Linked DNA regions of Homo sapiens: regions 2 and 3 are each linked to region 1. The links are chromatin loops, found by intact Hi-C in ENCODE. Cell type or tissue: ovary. All regions are shown on one strand.

The links. Hi-C counts contacts between places; a loop is a spot of excess contacts. Peaks named below come from ENCODE experiments on the same cell type or tissue, not always from the same donor. Only the 100,000 strongest peaks of a DNase experiment are listed, where the experiment ranks them.
Region 2: a loop joins it to region 1, with 2.3 times the contacts of the local background. A loop is called at or near these places in 82 of 110 quality-filtered maps.
Region 3: a loop joins it to region 1, with 3 times the contacts of the local background. A loop is called at or near these places in 95 of 110 quality-filtered maps.

What each region holds. Positions count from the first base shown.
Region 1 is chr7:151,299,631-151,307,630 of GRCh38, forward strand. No RefSeq gene overlaps it. Among named protein-coding and RNA genes, the nearest start is that of NUB1, 38 kb to the right of the region's middle. RefSeq lists an enhancer at 3,704-4,562 and a silencer at 3,904-4,073. In ovary, a CTCF peak has its summit at 3,995 (motif pointing left); a DNase peak (open chromatin) is centred at 4,013.
Region 2 is chr7:151,133,874-151,141,873 of GRCh38, forward strand. It overlaps AGAP3 (ArfGAP with GTPase domain, ankyrin repeat and PH domain 3), which reads left to right. Exons shown (of 18, transcript NM_031946.7): 11 at 527-695; 12 at 4,270-4,440; 13 at 6,106-6,243. Among named protein-coding and RNA genes, the nearest start is that of GBX1, 30 kb to the right of the region's middle. RefSeq lists enhancers at 2,042-3,016, 3,990-4,963, 4,964-5,936. In ovary, no CTCF peak of the experiment used is centred here; a DNase peak (open chromatin) is centred at 4,828.
Region 3 is chr7:151,248,636-151,256,635 of GRCh38, forward strand. It overlaps SMARCD3 (SWI/SNF related BAF chromatin remodeling complex subunit D3), which reads right to left and starts at 59. Exons shown (of 13, transcript NM_001003801.2): 1 at 1-59. RefSeq lists a silencer at 630-719 and enhancers at 3,580-4,489, 7,499-7,999, 8,000. In ovary, a CTCF peak has its summit at 3,047; DNase peaks (open chromatin) are centred at 136, 606, 1,208, 3,406 and 1 weaker place; H3K4me3 peaks cover 2,881 bases; H3K27ac peaks cover 5,285 bases.

The DNA of each region.
Region 1 (8,000 bases):
AATGTGCGTGTGCATGTGTGCAAGTGCATGTGTGAATGTGTGTGTGCATGTGTGCCTGTGCATGTGTGAATGTGTGTGCATGCATGAATGTGTGTGCGTGTGTGCATATGCACACAAGAATGTGTGTGTGCATGTGTGCATGTCCATGCTGAATGTGTGTGCACATGTGCATGTGTGAATGTATGTGTGCTTGTGTGTGCATGTGCATGTGAATGTGTGTGTGCATGTGCATGTATGAATGTGTGTGCTCGTGGGTGCATGTGCATGTGTCAATGTGTGAGTGTGTCTGCATATGCATGCATGAATGTGTGTGTGCATGTGAGTGTGTGTGTGCGTGTGTGAGTGTGTGTGCATATGCATGCATGAATGTGCGTGTGCATGTGTGCATATGCATGTGTGGATGTGTGAGTGTATGTGCACATGTGTGCATGTGCATGTGTGAATGTGTGTGCATGGGTGAGGAAGCAGGCCATTTGTCCTTCAGGGTTTCCCATGGCCTGGACCTCGCTGGCTGCACCTCTGTGGGGGGCTCCTGTGCTTTTCCACCAGGAGGGGCACCCTGTGGGGTTGTCTCTCCCTGTGATATTAACTGCAACAGATGGTCAACAATAGATTCATTAATTCAGCATTTGGTCCTACACTAGTGGGCCTGAAAAGCTTCCTCTTGGAGATGCAGGAGAAGGACAAGGCAGGCTCCTGTGTCCTCTTACTTCTCTCTCCCAAAACTCCGCTTCTCCAGACCTGCCCCAAGGGGTGCAATCAGAATGGTTCTCTTCTGCCCCAGCCCTCAGGGCCCCGCTTTTGGTGGGTCCTGGTGCCCCACCCTGTAGAGGCTAGATCCCTGCGGAATGAAGAATGAGGAAATTGATGAGACAGCAGCTGCCATCTCTGCAGTCCTCCTTCCAGGTAACAGCCCAGGTGCTGGGTCAGGCCAGGAGGGGAAATGCCTTAAGGCAGCGAAGCTTTCTCAGCATCCTCAACTCAGGTGGCCTGACTGCTTGGTGACAGGAGTTGAGGATGGAACAAACCATCCTGATGGTGGCCCCTGAATAAAGACTTCTGGGCCACAAGGGAACAAGGATGTGTTGAGTGACAGCATGGTTCCTCAGGCAGACCCGGGTCCAGACACCAACTGCACCACCTAATCGGCTGTGTGCCATTGAGGACATTACTCCTGTCCCTGTCATAGGCTGATAATGCCCCCCAGAGACACCAGGTCCCCATTGCTGGTACCTGTCAACCTTACCTTATTGGAAAAGGGTCTTTGCAGATGTGATTAAGTTAAAGCTTTTGACATGGGGACTGTCCCAGATGGTCCAGGTGGGCCCTAAATGTGGTGGGAAATGTCCTCATAAGAAAGGTAGAGGGACATTTTACACAAGGAGAAGACCACGCGAAGACGGAGTGGAAGAAGATTGAAAGACGCTGGCCATGCAGATTGGAGTGATGCAGCAACAAGCCAAGGTAAGCTGGCAGCCACAGGAGCTGGAAGAAGCAAGACTCCACTCTAGAGCCCCTGGATCCCTGATTTCAGAGTTCTCCAGAACTGGGAGAGAATACATTTCTGCTGTTCTAAGCCACCAAGCTTGTGGTAATGTGTTACAACAGCCACGGGAAACTAACTCATGCTGTATGCCTCAGTTTCCTCCTCTGCAGAATGTACAGTGGGCCCCTATGGTGGGGGAGAAAACCTAGTGGGAGGCTAGGAGGTGGTAGCTAGCAGGAACCCAGCCCTCCAAACTTGCCCACCTCCTCTCTTCACCCTCACAGTTGCAAGGTTTGTCCCAGTGGCCTTTGGTACAATGTGACCCACCTTCCTGGCCATGGTTGATGGTCCGAGGAGGTAAGCCAGAGTTCATCTGATTGACTCGGTGTCTCCCCAAGTGGCCAGGCCTGCAGCAAGCCTCCTCAGCCTTCCAAAGACACCCTGTTTTATGCCATGTGGGCCAGAGGCGTGGAGAAACCAGCAAAGGGAGAGAGGGGGAGAGGACACTGAAAGAAGGGCCAGGGAACAGGCAGTGTGCCCTTCCCCTGAGATGTGGCCTGGGGGTGCTGGGAGAGGTCCCATGGTTCCCCAGGCAGGTGCTGGGCGAGTTAGGTGAGCCTGCCTCAGGCCCTGCAACACGTCTCACTTGGAACCCCTGTCCAAGGCCATGGTCTACACCTGCACTGCCTGTCATCACAGCGAGGCCCCTTTCCTCTTTGGAGTATGTCTTCTCTGTGAGGGGAGATTGGTGCCCGTTGGATTGCTGCAGCATCCCTAGCACCTCGCACACAGTAGGTGCACAATACGTATTTGCCAAGAGGATAAATGAGTGAACAGAAAGATCTGGAGTGAAAATGGACAGTCTGAGGAGAGCGTCTGGCAGAAGCTTGTTTGACAAGAACATCACTTAGGGAGGCATTGGGTTCAGCGTTCAAGATTGTCATGTCACCTTGAATCCTCAGACCTGCCCTTGGTGCCACTGTACTGGTTCCAAGATCTGCGTCCAAGAAAGGTGAGGTCCTCTGCCCAAGACTGGCTGGCTTTTAACACACAGCTGGTCCTCAGCCTCAGCCTGTGACCCCACCTGCCTTGGAGCTCAGCGGAGTCTTCTGATGGAGATGGGAGACAAATACAGCGAGAGTGGTCCGGAACGTGGGCACCTCTCTACTCATGCTCATGGCTACCTTGTCTGTTTCCTTGGATGGACTGGCTCGGAAACACAGGTGGCATGAGAGAGGCGGCAGGACTGGAGGAGCCACGCTGCCTGGGGCCCTCCCCTGTGGCCGGTCCAGGGAGGAATAGCTCCAGGAGGGAGCCTCGTGGTGGCAGCTGAGGGCCAAATGAGCAGGTCAGTTCTTCGAGCACGTGTGACTATTGGAACAGAGCAACGACCTAAGGTTTAAGCCTTAAAAAGGGCATTGAAGTTAAGGGACTAGACACAGCAGCCCAAGAAGGGACCTGTTATCCACGGCACCACTCACCGTCCGGCTGACCGAGTAATGTTTGGAGACAAGAGAGGTCCCCAAGTGGGGAGGGTGTGGGTGGGACCAGGGCTCCCCAGCCTGTCCCTGCCCTCTCCATCCGACCTGGCTCTTCCCAAACCCCTGTTCCCCCAAATATGCCATCCTGATGCCCGCATGTGATACGCCGGCTCTCCATCTGCCTCTGGAGCAGTACTGGAGCAGAGCTCAGGGGGAGTCTGTCCTGTTCCTCTGCACACAGCACCCCAAGACTTTGCAGGGAAAACTTGTCACAAGGCTCAGATTCCCGTCCCCTCTCGGGCTCAGATTCCTGATCCAGGAACCCGCATTTGTTAAACGTGTGTGGTCACGACATAGGGACTATAATTTTTTTTCTTTTTTCTTTCTTTCTTTTTTTTTTTTTTTTTTTTGAGACGGGGTCTCCCTCTGTCGCCCAGCCTGGAGTGCAATGATGTGATCTCCGCTCAGAACAACCTCCGCCTCCGGGGCTCAGGTGATTCTCCTGCCTCAGCCTCCCGAGTAGCTGGGATTACAGGCTCCCGCCACCACGCCCGGCTAATTTTTGTGTTTTTGGTAGAGACACGGTTTATTCATATTGGCCAGGCTTGTCTCGAACTCCTGACCTCAGGTGATCCACACGGCTCGGCCCCTCAAAGTGCTGGGATTACAGGCGTGAGCCGCTGCGCCCGGCCGGGACTATACTTTTTTTAGAGTCCTTATTTTATAGAGTTCGGAACTGAGATATTTTCAGATGCAATGATGGATCGTCTGGGATTTGCTTTTAGAGAGAAACAGGCGGCGGGGCTCCGCTGGAGGTGTAAGAGAACCTGGACTGGCTTCTTCGTTACATCCGGTCTGCTTTTGAATGTATTTGAATTCTTTTGGAAACCATTTCCCGCCCCTCGGAGACTCTGAGGGAGGGGCGGGAGACCCAGGACCCTGGCCGGGTTGGGTTTGGCGTTGGCTGGCGGGCACCGGGGCTGGCAGGCGCAGGGGCTGCGGCTGGGCGGGCTCTGGCGCCACCTGGCGGCCGTCGCGGGACCGACGCCCCTTGGAGCGCCCCCGGGCCCGCGGAATCAGCCGCTGAGCAGCAGCCGGGAAGGGGCGAGGGAGCCCCACTCCATGCCAGGCACTGGCTCACGCCTGCTGCCCTGACCCTGGAGGCCCCTTCAGCGCAGCACCCCAGCCAACTGCGCTCTCCCAGGGTCCACCTCGGATTCTCACCCCCTACTCCCGTCAGAGGCCACTTGGCCCCGACAGTCCTCTGTGTGGATGACAGGTCACGACTTGACGATGGCGGGGTCCTCCTGCTGGGTGGGAGTGGGCGCGCCTGCGCGTACGGCACGGCCAAGCAACTCGCTAGGGCCCTGCTTTTTGTAATTTCAACCAAGTTACACCGTTTCAACAAGAGCTTTGTGTAGTAAGTTTCTTTCTTTCTTTCTTTCTATCTTTTTTTTTTTGAGGCAGAGTCTCGCTCTGTCGCCCAGGCTGGAGTGCAGTGGCGCGATCTCGGCTCACTGCAACCTCCAGCTCCTGGGTTCAAATGATTCTCCTGCCTCAGCCTCCCGAGTAGCTGGGATTACAGGCGCGCACCACCACGCCCAACTAATTTTTGTATTTTTAGTAGAGACGGGGTTTCGCCATATTGGCCAGGCTGGCCTCAAACTCCTGACCTCAGGTGATCTGCCCGCCTCAGCTTCCCAAAGTGCTGGGATTACAGGCGTGAGCCACTGCACCCGCCTTTTTTTTTTTTTTTTATATGAAGGACACCCGGCAGTGGCTCTCAGTGGGTCCCGGTGCTGGCGGGAGCGTGGGGGGAGCAGGCTCTGTCTGCGTGCGTCTTTTAGGGGTCCTAGGGCTGACTCCACCTGAGAACCCCGTCCGGGGCTGTGTTAAGCACCTTTTGTAGAACTGTATTTTTATTAAAACATCAAGGCCGGGCGCAGTGGCTCATGCCTGTAATCTCACCACTTTGGGAGGCCAAGGCGGGCGGATCACGAGGTTAGGAGATCGAGACTATCCTGGCTAACACGGTAAAACCCGTCTCTACTAAAAATACGAAAAATTAGCCCGGCTTGGTGGCAAGTGCCTGTAGTTCCAGCTACTCGGGAGGCTGAAGCAGGAGAATGGCGTGAACCCAGGAGGCGGAGCTTGCAGTGAGCTGAGATCGCGCCACTGCACTCCAGCCCGGGCGACAGACAGAGCGAGACTCCGTCTCAAAAAAAAAAAAAAAAAAAAATCAAATCCGTGTTCCTGTAAAACAAACAAACAAACAAACAAAAAGTTACACAGTTTAGAATCACGCTGTTACAGGAGATGTCTGAAAAAAAGCAGTTCCCACCTCCCACTTCCTGTCCTCCACAGCGGGGCTCTTAGCTCTTCCAGCTGATTCTCTTCTGTTTTGCCTCCATGTCTCTAAACAACAGATTTCCATCGTTAGCGTTTCCTACTGGCTACGGAAGAGGAGGACTTAACTCCTCCTCACACCCACCCCACCCCTCCTACCTCCTCATCCGCCACTGAATTCTTACCTTGGGTCAGATGGATGTTGATGGGTTAGGTAACTACTGTTCACAAATGAGCGGTGGACTATATATTAGGACTATTTTTCCTTTCTGCCACCTTTTTCTTTTCTCTGGATTTACTGATTGTCTTGAACTTCCTTTCACTTAGTTCTCCAGATGTTTATGGCTATTTTATCACCAAATTCTTCCCCAGCTGTGTAACTCTCCTTTTGATAAATTCCTGTCCGATAGTCTGTTCATTTCAGTGTTTTGAAGAACTCTTTCCCGGGGCTTCTGCCCTGCAGCCCAGAGAGGCCCTTGCCTCCCTCTTGGTTGGCCGACCCTGGTTCCTGGATCGTTTTTCTTGTTTCTTCCTTTATTCTCCCATTTTAATTGAGTACGTCCTTCCATAGCTTCCTGAAAAAAGATGCTTGAGAGGTAAAGTTTTGAGAGCTTGTATATCTGACCCTGTTTTTATTTTACCGTAACACTTGCTTGGTAGCTTAGCTGGGTATGTAATTGTTATCCGGGTATCAGTTTCCCTCAGTTTTGGTTTTTGATTTTAGAGACAAGATCTCACTCTGTTGCCCAGGATGGAGTGCAGTGTTGCTCACAGCTTTGCAATCTTGAACTCCTGGGCTCAAGCAGTCCTCCCACCTCAGCCTCCCAAGAAGCTGGGACCACAGGTGTGCACCAGCACACCTGGCTAATTTTCTAAACTTTTTTTTTTTTTTTTTTTTTTTTTGAGATTGGGTGCCTTACTTTGCTTCCCAAGCCAGTCTTGAACTCCTGGCTTCAAGTGATCCTCCCACCTTGGCCTCCCAAAGTGTTGGGATTACAGGCATGAGCCACTTCACCCAGCCCCCTCAGAGTGTTGAAGGCATGGCTACCTTCTAGTGTTGTAGATGAGAAGTCTGAGGCCACTCTTATCCTTCAGCCTTCCTATTACATCTATCTATATGTAGGATTGGAAGCTTGTAGAGTCTTCTCTGTGCCCTCAATATCCCCAGAGTTCATGACAGTGTGCTTTGAATGGGCCTAATTTTACATTGTACAGAGTATTTGGGGCATTCTTTCAATATGTATTTCATAACTTTCAACTCTGAGAATTCAGGAGAGAAATTAGAAGTAGAAGATAAATCCAGGATGTCCAAGTTGGAGTTTTGGGAAAACGAGTATATAATAGGAAGGAAGTTATTTGTAAACATACATGAAAATTTCCCAGAACTGAATATCCTGTCTGCAGATTGAAAACTCTGGTAGCATTTAACACGGTGAGTGAAATGACACCCACAGCAAGGCACGTGGTGGTGGCATTTTGTGGTTTGTATGTTTGAAGCTGTGTTTAAATATCACATAGAATATGATTTGAACTTCAATATACAGTCCAGGCAATAAGTATTGTGGCTGAGATGGAGGAGAAGTTGATACTGTTTGGCTGCATCAAGATACATTCAGGAGTGCTGGGCGCAGTGGCTCACACCTATAATCCCGACACTTGAGGAGGTCAAGGCAGGCGGATCCCTTGAGCCCAGGAGTTCGAGACAAGCCTGGGCATCATGGTGAAATCTTGTCTCTACAAAAAAAAAAAAAAAATTAGTGTGCATCTGCCATTCCAGCTACTCGGGAGGCTGAGGTGGGAAGATCACTTGAGCCCGGGAGGTGGAGGTTGCAGTGAGCTGAGATCACACCACTGCACTACAGCAGCCCGGGTGATAGAACAAGACCCTGCCAAAAAAATATAAAAAATGTATCCAGGAAGGCTTCATGGAGATGAAACTTCATCTGGTTTGTAAAAGATGGACAGACAGCAGGGCTGGAATCTCTCAGGGGCAGGAAACACTGAGCTTGTAATGACCCCCGAGGTGTGTGGGTGACTGTGCCCTGGGTCAGGTGATGGGGCTGGCCCAATACTCAAGATAAGGGCTGACGTACAGAAGGTATCCCTATTGTGAAGGCTGGTTGAGCCACCCTCTGCTCCTAATCTGAGACATCCCATGGAGAAAACAATGGCCTCACTGTATTCACCTAAGCCCAATCACAGCCAAGAGGCTTGAGCAGCTGAGGCCCACCAGGTAAAGATCGAAAGACCAATAAGCAGGTAAAGGTAGGGACACATCCTGCTTCCTCCAGGGAACTGAAGGGTGGAGGGTCCTGCTGTATAGGTCCCCTTGTGGGGATTCACCAAGCCCTCCCTGTGTTCCCCATAGAGTCGGAATCATGGCACCAGAAGGGACCTTAGAGCCACCCAACTTCTGAGCAAAGGCCAGAGGGAGGTGGGATTGGCCCAAGGTCCCGCTGCTCATTGGTGACAGGGCTGGGTTTAGAACCCATGTTTCTAGACCCTCACTCCCTTTGTCCTCATGGGGAGGGGCAGCCTTTCAGGAATAAACACTCAAAGACATTCATCTGCAGGTCATCTGCACTCAGCTCGGGGGCATCGCAGGGCGTCCGGTTGTGGGAAAGGGGACAGTGGGCCAGAGGGGAGGGGTTGCCATTTGCAGTTTGACTCAGGATCTGCATTTTGAG
Region 2 (8,000 bases), 170 kb before region 1:
AAAAAGAATCAGAGGCTTCCTTTTAAACTGTTTGACAAGTGTTTATTATCAGACACTGTCCTAAGGGCTGGGACTATTCTAGGCTTTAGAAGGTTCTTAATGCCCAGGTGGGGGCTGCAGTGCTTGGTGGCCACCCTGTCATCCATGTCCCCGAGTGTCTCCGCTCCCCTCCTCAGCCAGGGGCTCTCCCTAAATCCCAGCCTGGCCCAGCACTTGGCCTGCTTTGTGCTGTTGCCTCTGAAGCCGTTGTTCCTGAGGGCCTGAGCCTCAGCGCTTAGCTCCAGGTCCTTCGCCGCCCCCAACTCTACCTCCCTCCTGGCAGACTCCCCCTAGAGCTGCTTTGAGCACCGTGGAGATCGAGGTGGAATCCAGACTCGGAGACATTCTGTGGCTTAGAATCCTGCTTTTCAAGATTGGAGCCTTCCCTCTCCTCCCACAGCAGGGAGAGACCTAGGAGTTGCAAGGCTCAACGCTGGAGTGACTGCTGCTAACCAGTCTTCATCTGTCTCTCCCACCCGGCCTGCAGGATTACATGCAGAACATCCACGGCAAGGAGATTGACCTGCTGCGGACAACGGTGAAAGTGCCAGGGAAGCGCCTGCCCCGAGCCACACCTGCCACAGCCCCGGGCACCAGCCCCCGTGCCAACGGGCTGTCCGTGGAGCGGAGTAACACACAGCTGGGTGGGGGCACAGGTGAGGCGGCTGCTGAGGTGGGGGCCTGGGGGGTGGCTGCCTTGGAGCCAAGGCAAGCAGGCATTCTGGGCTTGGCTGCTTCTCAGCCTGGGCACAGGGTGCTGGCCAGCATCACACTTCAAGGTCATCTCAGCCAAAGACATGTGCCCTAACGCAGCCCTCGTGGAGTTAGTTGAGGTGACAGCAAATGCCTAGACGAGCAGTTGATCTGGATGTCAGATGGGGCCAAGTAGTGTCATGTTTGGGCAGTGGTGCTGGTGGTCCTAGGCCCATCTCTGCATCTGGATCCGAGGCAGGCGATGGGTGGGGGCCATGCCTCTGGGTGCATGGCCGGCATCTCAGCCAAGGTTGGCATATGGAGATAGGGGAGGTGGAAGGGGACGGAGCTGTCTGAGGTCAACCTGGTGCATATTCTCAGGCCTGAGTGAGAGGCGGGTCTCTGCTCAGAGAGGACTGAATTTAGACAGGATCTGGAGGCAAGAAACTCCAGTGAAGAGCTGTTGCGTTCTTGCCTTTTCAACTGACAGTGCTGGCTCAGGTGAAAGGCCTCCTGTCCCCAGCAACTCCCTAGTGCCGCTTCATTCCTCCTCCTTTGGGCCCCCAGGCCCCATGCTCTTCCAGGGTCCGTCCTTCCACACCCGTTTCCCTCGCTTCCAGAGCCCCTGGCTCCCGATTGCTTTCCCCCAAGACTTCAGTATCCCCAGTGTTGTCCTAGACCATTGGATCTCATGTTCCCTGGGCCCAGTAACAGCTGCCCTGCTGGTGCCATTCCTGTGCCCTGTCCCAGCAGTCAGCGCTTGGCAGCACAGGTCTGCAGCTGGGTGAGTCACCTCCCTAGAGGGCCTGTGCTTGTCACAGTGAGGGGAGGATGTGACAGACTTAGTGGACAGGTGGTTGGGGATACGACATCCAGTCCCCTGGAATGGATGGGAGAGACCCCAAACAATAAAGAATTGTCCCACTCACAAGGCTGATGGGACTCCGCTGAGAAAGCCCAGGTTAGAGGGAAGGAAGGCGCAATGATGCCTCCAGGTGTGGTCCTTGTTGGAGGCAAGGCACCTGAACCAGGTGTGCTGGGCCCACTCTCGCAGAAACACCGTGGACCAGCCCGAAGGCAGGGGAGTGGCCAGGGGGAGGGGCCTGACACAACTGAGATGTACCCTATGCAGTGGATGTCTCTGCATCAGGTCCCAGGTCCTCAGCAGCTGTGAAGTAGAGATTATTGTCCCCATTTTAATGAGGAAACAGAGGCTTGGCATAGCTAACAAACTTGTCTGTAAATTCCACAGTAAGTGGGAGACCTAGGGTTCAACCTAACTGTGTCTGACTTGAAGAGCAATCTTCTTTCCTCTAAGCCACCCTGAGCTCAGAAAGGAAGCCTGTGAGGTGGATGGAGGGAAGGAAGGAAGCTAAGAAGGAGAAGGCCGGCCACCACCCATCATGGGGCTGTGCCAGTGGGGGACCTTGAGCCTGCCGTGGGGTTGTACTGGCCTGATGGCAGGTCACATGCAGTCTTCAGTGCTCTGCCCGGAGAGCGGGTCAGAGCTGCGGGGAGCCCTCTGGCACCGGCCCCCAGGAGCCCCTTTGGTCAGCTTGGGGTTTCTCTTATCATTCCAAAAATGAGGAGCAGGCCCAAGTGAGTCCCTTTCCTTGACAGCAGGGAGCCAGAGGACAGCTGGGCTGTTTCCCTAGAGCAAGGGAAACGAGAAGACGCTGTCCTGTCCCGTTCCTGTCCCTGACATCCCTCACCTGGGAGCGGCAGTGGCATGGAGGAGACAGCCCCGTGCCCTCGCTCCTGTAATGACAGCGCCCACACGCAGGAGCTCGCGGACGGTGCCCACCCAGCCCGCGTCCCGCTGCCGCATGCCGACGCCGACACCGACCCTCGTGCACACTCACACATGTCTCTCACTCACCGGGCGATGTTAACATCTCATTATCTTTGTTACTGTAATTACATTATCCGCTGCTTTATGCAGAATTATCCTCCGAGGACTAATTGATGGCTCCATGTTTAATTCATTAATCATTAGCATCAAATTCGACAATTACAGTGCACACTGATTGTGGGATTGCAGGCGTAATGAGGGGAGAATTAACAAAGAAAAGGGAAAGCACTTTCCCTCCCTCAGGATTTTGGGTCGGGGGCTTGGGGAGGAAGTTGGGCCTGTGATGTCTTTGGATGGGGCTAGGGATGAGGGGGAATAAGATTTGGAACCTGGAAGGGAATGAAAGCAGGGGTGAGGAGAAGCAAGGTATCTGAGAAATGAGGGACCAAGTGTGCACCCCGGAAGGTTTCCTGAGGCGGGACCTGTGAGGGCAGAGGACGGGAGGTGGGTGGGATTCTGAAGAGGCAGCCTCTACATGTTTCTTCGGGGCCTGGAGATGGAGACCGGCCTGTAGCCTCTGTGCTGCACGTATGTGACTAAGCACTTACTATGTGTCTGGTCCTCTTTGGGGTGTTGTGACAGATACAAGAGGAACATAAAACTTGCTCCCTGCCTTTGGGCGTCTCCCAGCAGCAGAGCTGTGGCCCCTTGGGCCATTCCTTTACCTTCCAGCTGCTGCAGCCTGGTGCCGTCTCCCCGCAGGCTTCCCCTCAGTCCCGCCGCCTGCAGGGCTGGTGTGAGACCTGGCGCCTGCCCTTCCCCTGGCTGGGCCTCTGCCTGCTGTCTCCAGCTTTGGCCAGCTCCGGGCCCCTTCTCTGCTTTCCCACTAACCTCCAGCACCTGGCGGGCTCCTCCGCTTCAAGGTTGAAGCACCTCAGGTTCGGCCCCCGTGTTCTTAGACCGCCTGGGGCCATTTCTTTGTGGTCTCAGTGTTGGGTGGACTGAAGAAGGGGAAGGAAGCTTAGGTTCTCGGAGTTCCAACTCAGGCCTTGTACCACAGGCCTCTGAGGCCCCACGGCTGTTCCCAGAATCTCTCCAGCAGGGGCTCAGCCAGGGAGTGAGGTGGGAGAATTGTGCGGCGCTCTGTCCTCCCTCCACTGCCGGCCGCCGCGCCTGCCCCAGCCTTGGCTTTCCTAGAGCCTTCGGTTCCCCCTGGCTCTGCCATTCTTCCCTGATGGGAAACGAAAGATTAATTTTCTCCAGCCCAACAGGATAATTACTAATACTAATTAGACATAATTACTTGAATTTGATACACTTATTTCTCGTCAGAATGGCAGTAAAGCTGAGGCGAAGCAAATGGCATATGTGGACTAGAATGGAGGGTGCAGGGGCCCAAGCCAGGAGGGGCCCCTCAAGGAGCACTGCGGCGATGGGTGTCAGCACCACCCAGCTCGTTCCACAAGTTGGAAGATCTCTGATGCAGAGACCCCCCGCCCCGCTCCCGGACCACAGTGAGGGGACAGAGCTGTGGACCGTGAAGATCTGGGGACAGGCTGCTTCCTAAGGCACACAGGGTCCCTGCGCAGCCTCTGGCTCTCCCAGAAGCTGGCCCGCCACCTGATGAACCCAGTGCCCTGCTGAATGTCTCAGGCTCTGCTCTGCAGCTCTATTTTTAGGATAGTATCTTTGAGAATCCTCCCCTGCCCGGCCTCCCTTCCCAGTCTGACCCTTCCCGCCCCCAGGTGCCCCCCACTCGGCCAGCAGCGCATCCCTGCACTCTGAGCGCCCCCTCAGCAGCTCGGCCTGGGCTGGCCCGCGCCCTGAGGGGCTGCACCAGCGCTCCTGCTCCGTTTCCAGCGCCGACCAGTGGAGTGAGGCCACCACTTCCCTGCCCCCAGGCATGCAGCACCCTGGTGAGTGGTGGCTCTGCTGCTTCCCACCTTTTCTGGGGCCCCAGTGACAGAGAGGAGGGGAACTGGGCAGCATTCTTGGCTTGGGAGGCTGCAGTGGGACAGTGTCCAGGCCAAGGGGTGGGGCCCAGCTGGGCCCTCCTGGGCTTGTCAGAGAGACCCTGCTTCGGGGCTAGTACTGACGTTGTCTTGGAAGCAGAGTAGGGGCACTGTCCCTTCTCCAGCCTCCATGTGCAGCCCTTTTCCCCAGAGCCCCCATCTGCCTGCAGCCCTGCCTGGGGCCGGCGCTAGAGGCCCACCCTCTGCAGCTCCTCCTCCCCTTTGTCCCCAGGCGGCGCTGGTGGTGGCTCCCGCATCCCCATCAGCCCCCCGCGCAGTTAGCTCATCAGCCTCTCGGCAGGGGGACGGGGAAGCGGCTGAGTAGGGAGGTCGGACGGAGGCTGGGCGCTCTAAGCCATGTGAGCCACGTTCCGAAGGCAGCAGCATCTCGCCCGCTACTGTGGAACTGGGGGGTCCCTGTGGAGTTGTCCTGAAAGGTCGTTTTCCACCTGTGCTGTCCCCCTCAGATAGGCCTCCACCCATCCTAGGTGGGTTGGTGACTCCACCGCCTCTCCCGTCTGCCCCTTCCACCTGCTTCCAGGGCTCTTCCGTTTGCCCCTTTGTTCTCTTTCTCTCTCTGCTTTTCTTCTTTTGACCCTACTTGTTACTTTCATCATTGACCACAGATCTGAAGTTCTGAAGGCTCAAAAGGGCATGGAGCCAGCTCTCCTCTCCTGTCCCTTGCGCTTTCCATGCCCTTGTCCTGAGTGATGGTGTAATGACAGGAAGACCCAGGGTGCCCCACTGTCACCCCAGCCATGGGTGCTCTCCCAGCTGATTGGCTTCCCAAAGGCCTTCCCTGAGCCCTCCCAGTAGGAGCCCTGAGGCCCAGCCTCTGAGCTGCCATGGCCTCAGGAGCACGGGCTGAGGGAGGAGCTGGGCGGTGCCAGCACGGGGATCTGCCCCACCTCCCAATCCATGCCCAGCCCACCCCTGGGAGAAGTGAGCTTGGAGCGCATGAGAAGGGGAGCCAGGGGCCCTTCCCTTGGGTCACCGGTCCGGTGGCCTGTGCTGGCCTGCGTGAGGGCCCTCTGTTGAGTCTGGAAGGAGGAAGGCAGGAAGGGAGGGAGCGTGTCTGCCTCTAATGAAGTTTGACATTTAGTGGTGAGCGCCGGGCGGGGTGTGGGAGACGGAGCTTGATTAGCGCGCTCTAATTGACAGTAATTAGGCAGCTCCCTGATTGTTTCTAATTCTGCTATTAATTGTGAGGAGCGGGGAGTGTGATTGAGGATAAATTTGGTGCGGAGCTGCTGGGGCTTCAGCTCCCCGTGAGTTCCCTGGGCTGCCTTCCACCCCTCCAGGCTGCAGAGGCAGCTTCCTCCCTTTGCCTCCATCCTGCTCTGCCTAAGTTTCCTATTCTCTTTCCACATTTTCCTCCTCCAAGGCTGGGGAGCTTTGGGACTGGGAAGCCCAGGCAGACCTCGCCTAGAGAGAGGTGTCCGTCTGGCTCTCCTGAGTGTGGCCCAGCTACAGTTGGCAGGACTGGTCCTCTCCTCCTCCCAGTGCCCTGCGCCCCTCCCCTCCTCTGCCTCCCTTCTTCCCACACTTCTCCAACTCTCCCCTCACCAGCCAGTGGCCCAGCTGAGGTACTCAGTTCCAGCCCCAAGCTGGATCCTCCCCCATCTCCCCACTCCAACCGGAAGAAGCACCGGAGGAAAAAGAGCACCGGGACCCCCCGACCAGACGGCCCCAGCAGTGCTACTGAAGGTTAGGGGGACCCAGAGGGAAACCGGGCACAGGAGGTGGGCAGTGGGACTTGGGGATAGTACCCTAAAAGTAACACCTATTTTTTATTTTTTGTATTCAGTGGATTAAGCACTTTCTAGTAGTTGCTAATCAAAGTAGTTCTACAGCTTCTTTTGGTAATCTAGACCTGGTATCTTAGAAAAGTTCTTCTGATAACTGAAACCCTTTCTGTTGAAATGTGGGCTTACTTCATTTATTCTTAAGGTAAAAGACAGCAGACTGCTACATCAATAGCTCCTCTAAGATGTTCGGGCAGGACCTGTGTTTTCTGTCTCTTGTGTCATACCGAGTTTAATAAAGTGCTGGGTACTTACTAGGTGCGTAATACATGTGTACAGATTGGCTGAGTCTCTCATTAGTTTTCCTTAGGCTAAGGAATTCCAGGTCCTGAAGCCTTCTTCCATAGGACCTTTCTCTTCCTCTATTAATTATACTGCTGCTCCTCAGATTTTCCTCAAAGTATCTTCAAAACCTCCCTCTTCTTGGTGATTGGAGTTTCTTTGCTCCCAAATAAGTTTAACTTCTACAGACTCATAATTTCTCACTTCTGCTCTAATCATCAGGGTAGACGTATGGGTCAGGGGAGCAGAGACACCTAGCCAACCTGTGACACAGTGATGCTTAGTACTTACAGCGTGGGGTCTCCCTTCTGGTCCGGCAGACTAAGCCCCACAAATGATCATGGAGATCACGTAGTTCGAAGGCTGTGGTTGAAAGCAAGGTGAGGCGCAGTGGTGGTGCCTGGGGAAGGAGGCGCCGGTTCTATTTCTGTGGGAAGGCAGTTCTGCTAACAGTCCCTGAGAGCAAGGGCCCAGCAGAGGAGGAATTCCAGGGGATGTCGGTGTCACTGAGGTGAGGCTGCCTGGGGCCAAGATGCAGTGAGGACTTACAAGCAGAGATGGCCTTGGCAGAACTGGGGTTCACCCTGGGGCCTTACCACAGGCACCTGTGCTGTCTTTCCAGCCCCCAGGACACAGTCACACTGCTTGTTAGGAATTGTTCACCCATGGGGCAGTGACCATTGGGAATGAGATTCATGCGGCTGTCTTCTGGGGCCTGGGGGACCAGAGCTTGGAAGAGCTTCACCACATTGCTTGGGTTCACAGTCCAGCCCTCAGTGCTTGTCAGTACAGATGCCCTCAGGCCCCTATTTGCTCACATACTGCAGGTCCTGTAGAAAACCTCTCCTCCTCTCCCCCATCCACTTGCCCTTCCTGCCTGTCTATGCCATGGTAGTGGGGGAGGGGCCCAGCTCCCAGGAGCCCCACGCTGACGCCGTCAGGAATATTGGGTTTAATGAGCTGCAAAATGAGGCGGCTGCAGCTGACATGTACGGATGGTGCCCACACCCGCCTTCCCCCACCCTCTCCCAGTGTTTGCCTCCTAGCACCCCGTCACATCCTTCTCCAGATACTCAGCTCTTTCTGTGGGATGCACCCCTCTCTGGTTTCACACCCATTCCCGGCAGTGCCAGGGGTGCCAAGATCTTGCATCCCCCATCTGTTTTCACTTAAGCTCCACAGGTGGTTAGGAATGAGAACTGGGAGCTCACACTAGTCTTGCAGGTTTACTCTGGCCTCCCCCTGCAAGCTGTCCTGGAGTGTGTGGCCTTGCAGCTGGGGAAGGGTCTAGGGGAGGACACTTGCCAGTGGAGCAGGGTAGTGAGTGGAGTTGTGGCGATAGCATGCCCTGGGTGTGCACGCAGGCCAGGAGCCCTG
Region 3 (8,000 bases), 51 kb before region 1:
CCTCCAACTCTCCCCTCTGAGTCCTGCTGGGCTCTCTCACACTTCTACTCGAGCGGAGTGGGGAGGGGGCCCCTTCAGGGCTGCCCTGACGGCCCACGGCCCACGCCGCCGCCGCCCGCCCGCCGCCGCCGCCGCCGCCGCGGCTGCCGCATTCCTGCACTGATAAGACAGAAATAGTCCGGCGGCCCGGGGTCTGCCTGTTGACTCGGCGGGGACGGGGCCGCCTGCCTTTCCAAGCCCGCTGTCCAAACAGCGCAGATAAGCGGCGAGGCGCGCCGACCAGCCCGGCCGCGGGCGCTGGGCAGCAGTGCTGCAGCCCGAAGCCGCCGAGGCCCGCGGGAGGCGGCGCGGGGAGGGGACGCCAGGGGAGGCGGCGGGGGGTCGCCGGCCACCGGCTCTCGCCACAAATAGTTTCTCCGTCAGGGAATTCGCCGGCCGCGCCAGGCAGGGAACAGTCAGTTCCAACTTTTCCCCCAGCGGCTCCTGCTGCATTTCTGAGGCCCTTTCCCCAGAGACCTGGCAGGCCGAGCAGGGAAACATTCGCTGGCAGGAACCGGGGGAGCCCGGCCCGCGAGGCCTCGCGCCTGCCCGGGGCCGGCGGCGGTGGGTGTGCCCGGGCGGCGGCGTGGCCCTGCGTCCACTGCTGTGTGTGCCCTTGTCTCACACGCCGTGTGTGTCCGCGCCCTTTTGTGGCGTGGCAGCTTATGTGCGTGCAGACAGACGCCCTGTATGTGTGCCTCCCTCCACGACAGCCTCCGTGCGCGCGCGCCTGCGTGTGTGGCAGGACATGGCCTGTGCCTTTCAGCTCTGTGAGAGGCTATTTCTGGGTATGTGAGTCTTTGTTTGCCGCTCTGTGAGAAAGTGAGGGCAATAGGGGAAGTATTTCAGAAAGAGGGACAGGGATTGTGCTCATGAGAACAGGAAGAGAATGAATGTGGGGAATGGCGCAGCGCCAGGGGGGTGCTCGGGTGGGTGCGTGGAGAGAACGAGGCAAGCTGGGCTTGGTTTCCTTGGGGTGGGGGTGGAGTGGGGTTAGGGGACCCAGAGGAGTTGGGGCAGCTGGGCTGGGTATAGTGGGTATATTGGGCCGGCCTCAAGACCCCAAAGAGAGGGGTCTTGAGGCTGGGGTGTGGCGTGGGGTGGCAAGGGAGCCCCAGAAGGGGCGTGTGGAAGGAGTTGGCAGTCCCTGGAGTGGAGGAGGGACCGGAAGGAGGAGGGGCAAATCCTGACATACCCAGGCAGGGAGTCCTGGGCCTACCCAGGTCCCCAAAGGCCACGCCCCTTTTTTCTCCTTCTTGGGGAGGAGCCGTGGGCTTTGGAACAAGGCCCTTGGGTCAAGTTTGGGGGTCTGCTGGGGCCTCACTGTGAGAATCCAGGTGAGGGCAGGACCATAGCCTAGTGCCTAGGGGAGTTTGTTGAAACACTTACTTGAAGTTGGGCCCTGAAGACTGAAGGGTACTGACCCTAAACCCTTCAGAATGCCTTTGCCCAGGGGGTCCTTTCTGCCTGCAGCCTGATTTCTGCTGGCCCTGGTTGTGCTCTTGGCTGTCACTGTTCATTTAGGTGCCCACTGTCAATCTGAAATGTCAGGGAGGACATCTGGTCCAGGTTGCTCCTCCACCACCCCTAGCTTGAAAGGGGACCTAGAGATCCCCTTGCTACCAAATCTCTCCCAGGGCTTTAGCCTAGACTACCCCCCACACACCCCCACACACAGAGCCTGGGCCCTGACACGGTGGGGATGGGTGGGTGGCCTGCCTCTGTCTGCCATAGGTCATGCTGCTGGGAACCTGGGGAAGTGACTTGCCCAGTCTGCCTGCTAACCTCCAGAATCCCCGCTCACTCCCATTTCTTAGCCCCTGCCCCCGATTCTTTTACCTGGAATGCCCTTTGCCTGCCCTCTGCCTTCCCTCTGCTTGTCCAAATCACACCTATTCTTTAAAGCCCAGCCCAGGCCCCACTTCCTCCAGGAAGCCTTCCTTCGTCCTACTTGTATGCAAAGATTTTTCTCTTCTCCAAATGCTCATTGCCATCTACCCAGCACCATGAATTGGCATTGGACTGGCCTGACGTGCACTGTGCTTCAAGGACATTAGCTTTGCTTTCCCAGAGAGGCTAAGGTCCCCATAAGGTCAGAGACTGATCTTTAACTCCCACTCTTCCTCCATGCCTGGGCACAGGAACTCAACAGTACCCCAGATACCTGATGCTTGCAAAGCTTAATGAGCCAATGCATGGAGCTGGTACTCTGCCATTTACCTGATGGTGTGAGTTACCATGGGCACCCCCACCCACCATGGGTGCGTCTAGCAGGGGCATGGGAAACCACAGGCCTTGGAGGTTCTGGGGGTTGGAGATAGACACCCCTAGGCTTTGTTAAAGCTCAGTGTTCTCAACTATTGGAGAGACCTTTTGGGAAAAGAAGACAGCAGAGGAGATGCTGGGCACTCCAGTTTGGGTAGCTGGGAAGTTTGAGGCAGGGCCTGGGAGATCCCGGGCTTGGTCTTGGTGGTGGAAGAGGTTGCGGGAGGTAGTTAGACGAGGGGCTATGGTGAAGCCCCTGTGGAGGAGCTGGTGAGCTTCACCCAAGTCCATACATAAGCGCTCTCCTGAGCCACCCCTCTGGGAGACATCCTTAAGTGTACACAGACAATAGATACACCTTGCACACACACCCTCCCAACACACACACAGCAGGCACACCAATACAAGCACCAAAAGGTCGAGGAAGCCACATGGCTCTGCACACACAGGCACACCTTGAGCACCTCCACATCCCGTGGTGGGCCCCATTCACAAGGCAGGCCCAGACACATTTGCGTACTGCTTTTAGGTGGGCGACAGGAGGAGCCTTCAGACCAGAAAGCTGGGGCGGCGCCAGTGTGGGGGCCCGGGCCAGGGCTCCCTCCTCACAAAGGCCAGGATCCCCAGTGGCTTAACCCCAGAAGGGCGCTCGGTGTGCCACGCCGCCGATGGCTCCTGCGGGTGGGAAGGAGGCCCGGGAAGAGCGTGGATTCCTCCCAGCGCAATAGGGCGCCCGCCGCACTTGGGGCAGGCCGTGCGCCTGTCGGGGGCGAGGGCGGCCGCCCGGCGCCCGGCGCCGCAGTCCCCCCTGCCGTCCCCCCATCGCTCCTTCCCTCGCTGAAGCACCACCAGCACCAAATGGCAAAGCGCCGCTCCCCGCGCAGGGAGAGATGCGCCGCGGCCTGCGGGACGGGCTCGGCCGCCTCGCCCCCACCGCGCCCGAGCGAGCGGGCGGCGGCCGGGGAGCTGGGGGGGCTCGGGCCGGCCCGGCCCGCGCCGCCCCTCCCTCCGCCCGCGCCGGTCCCCGGCCTGGGCATGCGCGCCGCGGCCTCCCTCCCGGTGAAGGTCAGCCCGGGGCCCAGCTGCAGGACTCCGCGGCGGCCGGGGAGGCGGCGGAGGGAGGAGGGATGCGGGGAAGAGACTTAACTCCTTCCCTGCGGGAAGATGGCCACCTAGGCCGGGCCCCAGCCGCAGTCCCGCCCTCCTGCCCTCCGTGAAGGTCCCACCACGGGGACTCCGCTCGGGGGGCGCGGCAGGAGGAGCAGGAGAGCGGGGAACATGGAAGAAGGGGCTGGAAGGAGAGAAGAGAAGCTGGCGAGGGGATAGGGAGGAAGGGAAGGGAGGAACAAAGGAAGCGAGACTGGAGGGAGAACGGATTGCTTGGGAGAGAGCTCTTTCCTCTATTCCCTTTTCCCTACACCCCCAGCAATAAAGCTCTCCTTAGGAGAATACGATCACCCTCACTGGGGCGGCCTGAGTGAGTGTGTGTGTGTGTGTGTGTGAGAGAGAGAGAGAGCGAGAGAACGCGAGAGGAGAGGGAGAGAGAGAAAGAAAGAGAGAGGGAGAAAGTGAGACCACTTGGCGCTGTGAGGACCACAAAGCCTTGGTTTCGGTGTTCTGGCCATCTCTAAACCAGGCCCCACTTTCCGCCATCCAGCCTACCTGCCCGGGCTAAGCACCAGCCTCGGGGGACCTCTGGCTAGTCCTTGGGGTCACGCCCAGCTCCAGAGAGGGAGGAGGGGAGACTACCTCAACCCCCGCCTCTGGTGACGGTCAGCAGAGGGGACGCTCCGAAGCCAGGCCAGGGGCATCAGGCACCTTCCTCCTCCTCCTCCTGGCTGCCCCCATGCTGCTTCCAGGCCAGGGCAGCTGTGCGCTTCCCTGTTTGTGTTGGGATGTTTCTGTACCCCCGACACTCTCTGCTGCTATCAAGGGGGCTGTCTCTCTGTGTGACTTTGTCTTTCTGTGTCACTTTTGCAAACATACACGAAAGAGACAAATGCAATATATAGAAGCAAAAAACAAAGAAAAACTAGGACACCAAAATAATGGTGCGACCTTGGGCAAGTCGCTGTACCTCCCTGTCCCTCAGTGTCCTCAGAAGTGAAAGGAGAGGCTTAAGTCAGAGCATTCCTAGAGCCCTTCCAGCTCTGAAATCCAAGAATTTCCTAAGACAGAGGCAGGAACCAAGGCAGACTGGGAGGAAGGAGGGGGACAGAGGGAGGGAGCAGAGCGACGGAGCTGTGCCGGGAAGCAGACCCGCACCGAGTGAGTGGGGGCTGCTCACCATGAGTGAGGCCTGGTCCCAGCTCAGCACCCCCTCCTCTATGGGGTCCTCAGGGACGCGGCCCTCCCACTCACTCCCTCCGTCCTCCCCTCAGAGTAGCTCTCTCTGGGTGGCTCTGCCCCTGTCACGCACACCTGGCTGAGCCCTCACCCCTACACCTTCAGCATCCAGACAGCAGGGTGGGCCTTACCTTGGGGTCCCCAGGGTCCTGTGTGGCAGGCAGGTGCATGCGAAGGTTAGTGGAATGAATGAGGCCTCCTTCCTCTCTTTGCCTGCGTGGGATTCCTCAGTCTAATGGGATGCTCCTTGACACCCCTCCCACCACACACAACACAATAAACTGCTGGTGGCAGGAGAGCGGGGCTGGGCGCTGGGATCTGAGCATCCCGCTGGCCACAGGGAAGGCACATTTTGGATTCACAGCAGGTTTTCTCTTACTCCCCATTAATGAGGTGGTCGCTTGTAGCAGGTCACACACCCCATAAAAACGTGCCACACAGGCCTGGTCCCCATTTCTGCACGGACAGGGCTGGGCTGTGGGATGGTGTTTACATGGGATCCTGAGGGGTGCTATAACTTCTCTCCCACCTTCCAGGGTGTGGCTCTGCTGGCGGGCAATAGGGCCACGTCCAGGGACCCTGAATTGGGCAGTGCCCTGACCTGCTGGCTGTATGGCCCTGGAGGGAGGGATGGGTCACTCAGAACCATCCTCACTCTCCTCTCCTCTCCCTCCGGATCAACACCTGGCACATCTGGCCAGATTCAGTGGCTTAGATGTGGCTGAAACCCAGGGCAAACACAAGGGGATCGCATGGCCTCGGGACTCATAGGGTGGTTGAGACTCCAAACAGTAGCCAGTCTTTCCCTCTCCTCCTCCCAGGTGTGTGGGAGCCATCTCTGGCTCCACTGGCCTCCTGGTTAACAGGCAGCCAGGGCTGGGAAGCCCACCCATCCCCATAATATCCCCTGGCTCTGCTAAGGCCCCACTCCTGCCCTGCCCCAGCCGTGTCCCAAATGCCTGAGGTGCCAGGGGAGTCACCCAGTGCATGTCTGAGACATCCTACCTACCTTCCCATCTCTCTACAGATGCTGGCTGCATCCAGATGTTGGCTGCCAGGGATCTGGGGGGCAGCCTTGTGGCTTCTGGTCGACTTGGGATCTGCTCATGTCGGGCCATGTGGCCCGGGGAATGCCGTTTCCTCCCTGGAGCTCTGTCCTCATCTGTGACATGAGGGTGCTGCTGCCTTCCCTCCAACCTCTGCCTCTGGAAATGCTGGCAAGGCACAGAGTGCTGCCCGCTTCACCAGGGCTTTGGGCCAGCGCCCTGCCTCTTCCACCCTGCCTGGTGTGGGGAGGCCTTTGGCCACCCTGCTAGCTGTCTCCACGTGTGTCCTGTGTTCCCCAGGCCCCAGCCCTCCTCTTTCTTAGTGAGGGGAGCCCCATTCTGGTACCTCCAATTCTCCTCTCTGTCTTTTGCAGCTAATAGCTCCCCATGACAGTGTCAGGGCAATCCTAGTGGCCCAGCGTCCTGCCCCTCACCTCGGGAAGCTTCTGAGGACTTGTGAGGCAGGAACGGGCCTCAGCTACTGCTCTGAACAGGTGTTTAGGGGGATTCCTGCCAATCACTGCATTCTGGGGTCTGGGTGTCACCGGAGTGAAGAGAAGTGAATAGTTAACAAAAAGTCCATCTGCATTTCTAAACAAATTTTTGGGAATATTAAATCAAATGGCAGCGGGCAGTGGGATGTGTAAATAAAACCCCCGTGGAAGTGCTGCGCGGACTCGTCGCCCGGCTGTCCTTGCAGGTCTGACACTGCACCTTCCACTCTGCACCACGGGGCCAGGGGAGCCCTCGACCTGCCCTCGGCCTTGAGGGCACCAGGTTCAATCTCATGCTGCCCTTTATCCCCAATTGCATCAGTCACCACAGAAAGCCCCAGACCCCCTCAACTCCTGCACTTTGAGCCCCACAAGGCCCTAGACCCTCCTACAGTTGCCATCTCTCCCCAGCCCCTGAAACCCTCCTACTGTGTTGTCTGTCCTAAGGAACATTTCCAACATGCTCCACCTCTTCTGGAAGCATCCTCTTTGCCTTCCAGAAGCAGATGCCAGGCTCCCTTCCAGCAGTGGCTCGACCACTGGCCTAAGGGTGGGTATGGCCCCCCATTGCCCCTCACTGCTGTTTCCAGAGCCCTGGCTCTGCATCTTACCCCCAGCTAGGGAGGCTTCCTTTGTGCGGATTCTGGCTCCTGGCTCATGTCACTCTCCGGAGCACCACTCCTGTCCAGCCTGCTGCATGCTCTTCCAGACATCTCTGGCCTCTCCATTCCTTGGCAGCTCCTCTTCCAGCGATCCTCCCTGTTCCCTCAGCCATGCACTCCCAAGGTCATCTCTTAGATCACTGCAGCAACCGCAGCCCCCCACTTTCAGTCCCATGCACCCTACTCGCTGACCACCGTCTCCTCTTTTTCCTCTTTCCAGTTCACCCTGTCCAGCTCCCTGACCTCCAAATCCTGCGACTCCTCTGGAACCTCTGCTTCATTTCACCACTCTGCACCCCTCCCCACAGCTACCCCTTGCTCTTACACATTGAATCTCCTGGTTGTTTTGACGGTGACACATAACACAATTGACCATTTTAACCTCCCTTGCATGTACTTTTTTTTTTTTTTGAGACAGAGTCTTGCTCTGTCACTCAGGCTGGAGTGCAGTGGCGCGATCTCGGCTCACTGCAACCTCCGCCTCCCAGGTTCAAGCAATTCTCCTGCCTCAGCCTCCCAAGTAGCTGGGACTACAGGTGCCTGCCACCATACCCAGCTAATTTTTTGTATTTTAGTAGAGACGGGGTTTCACCGTGTTGCCCAGGCTGGTCTCAAACTTCCTGACCTCAGACAATCTGCCTGCCTCGGCCTCCTGAAGTGCTGGGATTACAGGCATGAGCCACTGCGCCTGGCTTTTTTTTTTTTTATTTTTGAAACAGAGTGTCGCCCTGTTGCCCAGGTGGCGCGATCTCAGCTCACTGCAACCTCTGCCTCCTGGGCTCAAGCAATTCTTGTGCCTCGGCCTCCTGAATAGCTGGGACCACAGGTGCACACCACCATGCCTAGCTACTTTTTGTATTTTTAGTAGAGACAGGGTTTCACCATGTTGGCCAGGCTGGTCTCGAACTCCTGACCTCAAGTGATCTACCCACCTTGGCCTCCTGAAGTGCTGGGATTACAGGCATAAGCCACTGCACCTGACCCCTTGTGTACACTCTTGACTCTCTTAAGAGGTAAATCCAGCTTCACCAGCTCCTCCCCTGCAACCACGCACCTGAATGTGGCCAGAGAAAGACACACAGCCACCCCACCCGGTCTCATTGTGGATTCGGCACGAGCTCAGCTGGCATCGTGCTGCCCGGCAGGCC